Linked DNA regions of Mus musculus: region 2 is linked to region 1. The links are chromatin contacts, found by Hi-C or POLR2A ChIA-PET in ENCODE. All regions are on one chromosome and are shown on one strand. Each heading gives the region's core, a stretch centred on a gene start or an enhancer-like site at or near the end of the contact. The rest is flanking DNA. Distances are from core to core; before and after follow the strand shown.

What was found. Hi-C counts contacts between places; a loop is a spot of excess contacts on that map. ChIA-PET counts read pairs that join two places held with the same protein, here RNA polymerase II (POLR2A).
Region 2: a loop to region 1 is called in a map of regulatory T cell, with 2.4 times the contacts of the local background. The contact joins the promoter of Mrpl11 here to the promoter of Actn3 in region 1. A Hi-C loop is called at or near these places in 1 of 37 maps with a recorded cell type or tissue (regulatory T cell). POLR2A ChIA-PET finds 5 or more read pairs at or near these places in 2 of 5 experiments (both embryonic stem cell).

Annotation. Positions count from the first base shown.
Region 1 is chr19:4,876,223-4,879,242 of GRCm38, forward strand. It overlaps Actn3 (actinin alpha 3), which reads right to left and starts at 1,687. Exons shown (of 21, transcript NM_013456.2): 1 at 1,489-1,687. The coding sequence starts at 1,632. Zdhhc24 (zinc finger, DHHC domain containing 24) reads left to right here and starts at 2,446. Exons shown (of 3, transcript NM_027476.3): 1 at 2,446-2,807. The coding sequence starts at 2,527.
Region 2 is chr19:4,960,985-4,964,034 of GRCm38, forward strand. Mrpl11 (mitochondrial ribosomal protein L11) reads left to right here and starts at 1,322. Exons shown (of 5, transcript NM_025553.4): 1 at 1,322-1,531; 2 at 1,895-1,990; 3 at 2,342-2,435; 4 at 2,522-2,681. The coding sequence starts at 1,409.

The DNA.
Region 1 (3,020 bases), core at 437-2,936:
GCTAACTGGTTTTCAGAGCATCTGCCCCGTTCTGTTGATGGATTAATGGTGGACTTGGGTTGGTGGTGGAGATCGTTGATGGACATGGGTGGCTAGAAATTGGAATGAAAGGATGGTTCTGATACTTTAGATGACAAAGGCAAGAAAGAGACTGCCAGCTGTTGTGGTGGGAACACACAGACTGTGATCTGGGAGGGGGAGGGAGAGGGGGAGGGCTGTTGAGGAGCAAAGGGCAGCTGGAGCCAGGGGCAGGGATGACATCACCCGGGGATTGCAGGAACTCAGGGACCACAGCCATGCTTGGAGACAGGTGCAGGGGGAGGGGGAGGGGGCTGGGGGGGAGGGTGGATCATCCCAGGCCTCATTCCATTCAGCTCAGGCTTCTCACCCCCCCCCCCCCCCCCCGCAGTCAGCTCCTGTCATCTAACACAGCGGAAACGATCTGCTTGTAAATTCTGGGGTTCTCAGGTCTGCAATGCCCTCTACTTTCCTAAAAGCACGCACAATTGGCAAAAGGCAGGTTCCATGGCTTCATGGTGCTCACCCTAAGCCTGGCCTTCAGAACCCCAAAAATTCCTCAGTTCGGATGGAATCATTTTCTCTTCAGGGAACCCAGGTGTCCTGCTCCCTCCTCTTGGTAGCCAGGGGTGAAATGATCCAGGGAAGGAGGGGGCAGTGCCCTGCAAGGCTGAGCCTGGGCAATGGCTGCCCTCATGGCCCTCTTGAGCTCCCACAAAGGCGCTGCCTCAGCACAAGTGTCCATGTGGGAGCCTGGGTTAGGTTACTGGTAAGGGGAGCCGGGGCTCCCCTCCTCCTGACCTTCTGGCCTTTTCAGCAGACTCAGGGCTTCTAGACAGGGAGGGGAATCTTGGGAAAGAGTGGGGTGAGGCAAGGAACAAAGACCCTCAGATGGGGGCATTCTTTTCTTCCTCAGTACACAACAGGCTGCCTGCCTATCTGTGCCCTTTTCTGGGCCTCAATTTCCTCCATTGTCAAGCCAGTAGAGGGATCCACCCATAGCAGAAGACAGAGTAGAGGATGGGAAAGAATATGAGACAGCTGTTCTCTCCTACACCCCAAATCCACTGGTTGTGTGTCTGGCATGTTCTCCTCAGGATGGGGTCTAGGGATACTTAACTGGAGACTAAAGGAACATAACTTTCTGAGAACCCCTCACCTCCCATCCAAGAATGAGTTGGGTCTCTTGGACCTTGTCCAAAATCCACTTTCACCAACACAAGAGGGGCAGTGGGCTTAAAGTTATTGGGGAGTCACTGAGGGACTCCACGGTGTCCTTGATATCCTAAATCCCTATGAGAACTCTTCTGATCTTTGAGGACAGCATATAGCTGGTGGGCAGAGCCTGGTTTGGGGAGCTGCACTCTAGATTACAGCCAGGCTCTGACCTTGAACTGCCCAGATGCCCGAGAAGAACTGCCTGGCCTCCCAGCCTCAGTTTTTGCCTTTGGGAAATGGGTGAGCACTCACTTTCCGCTGCTGTTTCTCCCAGGCCGGGTCCAACAGCAAGTCGCGGTCCCAGTCCTCCTCCTGTTCCATGTACTCGCCGCCCCCACCGCCAGAGAAGGGCCCCTCCCCGGCCCCCAGACCCTCGGGCTGCATAACCATCATCATCTTGCTCAGGCTCTTGGCTCCGCTCTGCTTCACTGGGCGAGCTCCTGCACACTCAGGCCGGGTTAAGTAGGGCCCGGTCCAGCCCCCAGATCGGGTTCGTACTAAATATGGGGTACGTGGGTGGGGCCAGATAGGGGGCGAGGGAGGTTGGGAACTGGACCAGAGAAGAGATTGTGCTGGAGTCAAAGATTGCGGAATCGCGGGGGATGCTGGGATGACTACTGGCCTAGATAGTGGGTTCGCATTTTAGCTCTGTGGTTAACTTGCTGTGTGATCTTGGGACAGCCATGGACTTTGTTTCCTCATCTATTAAGTGGATTCCAAGTGGTGGCTGTAGGCATCCTAAAGGCTGCCCCTTGGACCTGAGTCTGTCCCTCCTAAGCATTGCGCTCGAGAAACAGACCCCTATTTCTATTTCACAGTCTGTAACAGCAAGTCAACAAGTTGTTTGGGGAGTTTTCTAGGGTGATGGAGACACCCGAGCATGGGGAAAGGCTCAGGGCCAGATGATAGGGCCAGCCAGGTCTATTAATACCGGGGCGGCTGTAGAGGAGTGTAGGGAGAATGTGCTGAGCCGGGAAACCCCGACGCCCCGGGGGCTGCAACTCAATCCTCATGGAGTGGCAGCAAGCCACACCAGGGGCGGCTACTGCAGTACGCTGGGCGGACTGCTTCTTTTTGACACCTGGGCAGCATCACCAATCAGATTTTCGAACATCTGGTCAGTTAGCCAATCACTTCTCCGTATCTGTGGCCCCTCCCTATAAGTCTGGCGCGCGCAACGCACCCCCTGCGGAGCTCCTATTGGTTGCAGGAGACGTCAGTTCGCTGCTAGGCCCTCCCCAATGCGGAAGCAGTGGGATCCCAGCGATCGGAAAGCCGGTGGGTCCGACCATGGGGGAGTCCTGGGCAGCTCGGGGCGCAGAAGGAGCGCCCGCGCGGATGCCACTGGTACTCACCGCGCTGTGGGCCGCCGTCGTGGTCCTGGAGCTGGCCTACGTGATGGTGCTGGGGCCTGGGCCACCCCCGCTGGGACCACTGGCCCGGGCCTTGCAACTGGCGCTAGCTGCTTATCAGCTGCTCAATCTGCTGGGCAACGTGGTGCTCTTCCTCCGCTCGGATCCCAGCATTCGGGGGGTGATGCTGGCTGGCCGCGGCCTGGGACAGGGCTGGGCGTGAGTGTTGGGCTCCGGGAGTCGGCGGGCAGAAGCAGGGGGTCTGGTGGTCGCTGGTACCAAGAAAGGACCCAGAACTTGAGGTGTCAGTAACCAGATGACGTTAGCATCCGGGTTGTTAGAGCCATAGAACTCCTTTAGAGCCTGGCACCCGCTACTTATTCATTCAGATATTGAGCAGCCACTGTTCCTAGGACTCAAGTGAAAACAGAT
Region 2 (3,050 bases), core at 72-2,571, 84 kb after region 1:
CACACACATTCACCCACACACACGCAAAAACGTACATTGCACACACAAGGAAATGGTAGAGGAAAGAAAAAAATGGAGGTTTGTGAGAGGCGGTTTAGAGGAAGATGATAGAATTTGAAGTGGTATGCTACATAATAGGCTGCCTGGTTGTCTGGAGAGGAATTATTTTTTAAAAAGGAAAAGAAAAGGAAAAAAAAAAGAAAAAAGAAACTGGAGAATTCCCCTCGAATCTGAAGGATCGCAAACAGTGAGTTAGTGGATAGTTCCTTCGAAGTAGTCTCAGTCTGGAGACTGGATCAGAGAACTTTATATCCTGAACTGTTGGAGAAAATAATGGAGCATTCAACCTACAGTTATTGGAGCTTTGCAGCCACGTGTGGTCAGGAAGAGTCTGTGAGTCAAAGAGTCCTACCAAGGCCATTGCTACTACCCTAAAGTGCCTAGATACACAAGATTGCTCTAGGGAGGGATAATAAAGGCTTCAAACACCACCTGGCTCAAATACCATTCCCTAAAACGCAAGTAATAATCAGGAATCCTGGACAGAATAGAGCGGGATGCGGAGTTCTGAGACACAAAAAGTCATCTTCCAATGAAAAAATGAAAGACGGGGAAGCAATAAAGTATGCCTAATAAGCTAGTGGAAAATCAGGTTTGACTGGGATGAGAATTCACAAACTTAGCATTTCAAAAGCGCGGGGAAGAGCTTTTCCCTTTGTATAAATAGCGGTAAATGCCTTCTTGGTTCAACGTGTGTTACTGAGCTGTCACAACAATTCTGAAAGGTACCTATAATATTCGCGGTGTCAAAGATTTTCATAGGTAACAGAAACAGTAGCCTAATCCTAGCTCTAACTCTTTGTCTAGCTATGAATCAGGTTCATAGCCAGCAAGAGCAGCAGTCTGCCATTTCATTTCCCGTCTATAATCATATTGCCTTCCATGAAAAACCACATGAGGAAACAAAAGACTCAAGGGATTTTGCATAACTTGCTCCATATCAAACGCTAAGATATCACTGTGTCCAGCAGATGGCAACCCAGAACACGGCCAACAGCAGGCGCAGGATAAGGCGCTGAACTACATACCCACAATGCTGTGCGGAGACTCAAAGTCCCGAACTCCTGTTTGGCTGTCTAAGGTGATGCCTGTGCGCACCGCTGAGGGATTGTGTGTACTGAAACCATATAGGTTCTCGTCCTGCCTTCAGAGCGCAAAGTTCAATTAATTCTTAAATTCCGTAATTGGTCTTTAGTTGGAGAGCTGTATGCCTGAAACAAGACTGCTCTTTTTTGGTCTCATTTACCCTAGCCGAACACGAGGGCCCTTCACCTCTGACCCAAAATGGCCGCGCCCAGAGCGTAGTTCTTTGCTTCTCCGAGGCGAGCTAAGATTAAAATCCTACATCATGTCCAAGCTAAGCCGGGCCACTCGGACCCTCAAGAAGCCCGAGGCCGGCGGCGTGATCCGGTCCATCGTGCGAGCAGGCCAAGCTATTCCTGGGCCTCCACTAGGTCCCATCTTGGGTCAGGTGCGGTGTGCGGAACCCGGCCTGGGAGACGTGGGAGAGTGCGCTGGAGCCGGGGAAGTCTCCTTTATAAACGTTGTCTCCACTATTCACACCTTCAGGCCTTATGTCCTTGTATTACTTACGGAGCCTCTTTTGACCTCAGCACCTCTGACCCCCAAGTTGGCTAGTTGCTGATTAAGTGGTACCTTGTGGACGAATTGCCTGGCACCCAAAGCTATAGAACCAGAGTAGAAGAAATATAACAACACACACCCATACCCCCGCCCCCCCCCCCCACACACACAAAGATGAAAGGACAGGGGCTCCTGGTTGGTAGAAAGCCTTCAGCTCCCATACTTAACTTTGTGTATGCGTTCCTTATAGCGAGGTGTCTCTATCAACCAGTTCTGCAAAGAGTTCAACGAGAAGACAAAGGACATCAAAGAAGGCATTCCCCTGCCTACAAAAATTTTTATAAAGGTAGAGAGACCCATTCTCCCATATATTTCCTTGGCCCTTGAAACTAGTCACTCTGGTTGCTTCTCTGACTCTTAACTTGGTTGCTACCTTCCACTTATCATTTAAACAGAAGCCTAGACCATAATTTCTCTGAACTGGCTTGATCCTGCCATATTGTGGTTCTTACCTCTCATCTCACTGGGGCTTCCAGAGGAGATTTGGGCTAGGAATAAAAATGGCAGGGATGTGTGCTGTAGATTTGTTTTTCTGTCTTTTGTGGTGTGCAAGTTGGTGGGAGAAGGAAAGGGACATTAGAAATGTCTTGGACTGGATAGAAAACCAAGAAATTCTCATGTATCTTTGTCTGTTAAGCCCGACAGGACATTTGAGCTCAAGATTGGGCAGCCCACTGTTTCTTACTTTTTGAAGGCAGCTGCTGGGATCGAGAAGGGGGCCCGGCATACAGGTAAGGACTAGAGTGGGCACCTGAGAGTCTGATGTATCCAGAGAAATGTAGTGGCACTTGAAGAATTCTTTGCTCCTTCTTCCCAGGGAAAGAGGTGGCAGGCCTGGTGAGTTTGAAGCACGTATATGAGATTGCCTGTGTCAAAGCTAAGGATGATGCTTTTGCCATGCAAGATGTGCCCCTGTCTTCTGTGGTCCGTTCCATCATTGGCTCTGCCCGTTCCCTGGGCATTCGAGTGGTGAAGGAGTGAGTATCTTGAGAGGAATCCAAGTAAGTTCTTCATTTGGGAGGAAAGCTGAGAAGGCCCATTACAGTGAGGTGGTTGGGCTTTATTTGTTCTTCTTAATTTATAGCCTATGTTAGTTATGCATATTAAGCTTCATTGTGACATTTTCATACATGTCTAGCAGATTCTAGCAGAAGGATATGGGTTGAAGCCTCATCTTGTTTGGAATATATTTCATAAGCACCTGTTCTGTCCTGGACATGGATCTGGGCACTGGCTAGAACCAGGAATGGCCAGTAGTGCCTGGCCACTCTGGAGAAATGTGTAGTCCTAAAGGCCGACCCATACATAGAGGCCTAGACTAGCAGGTGTCAATGTTATAAAATCAA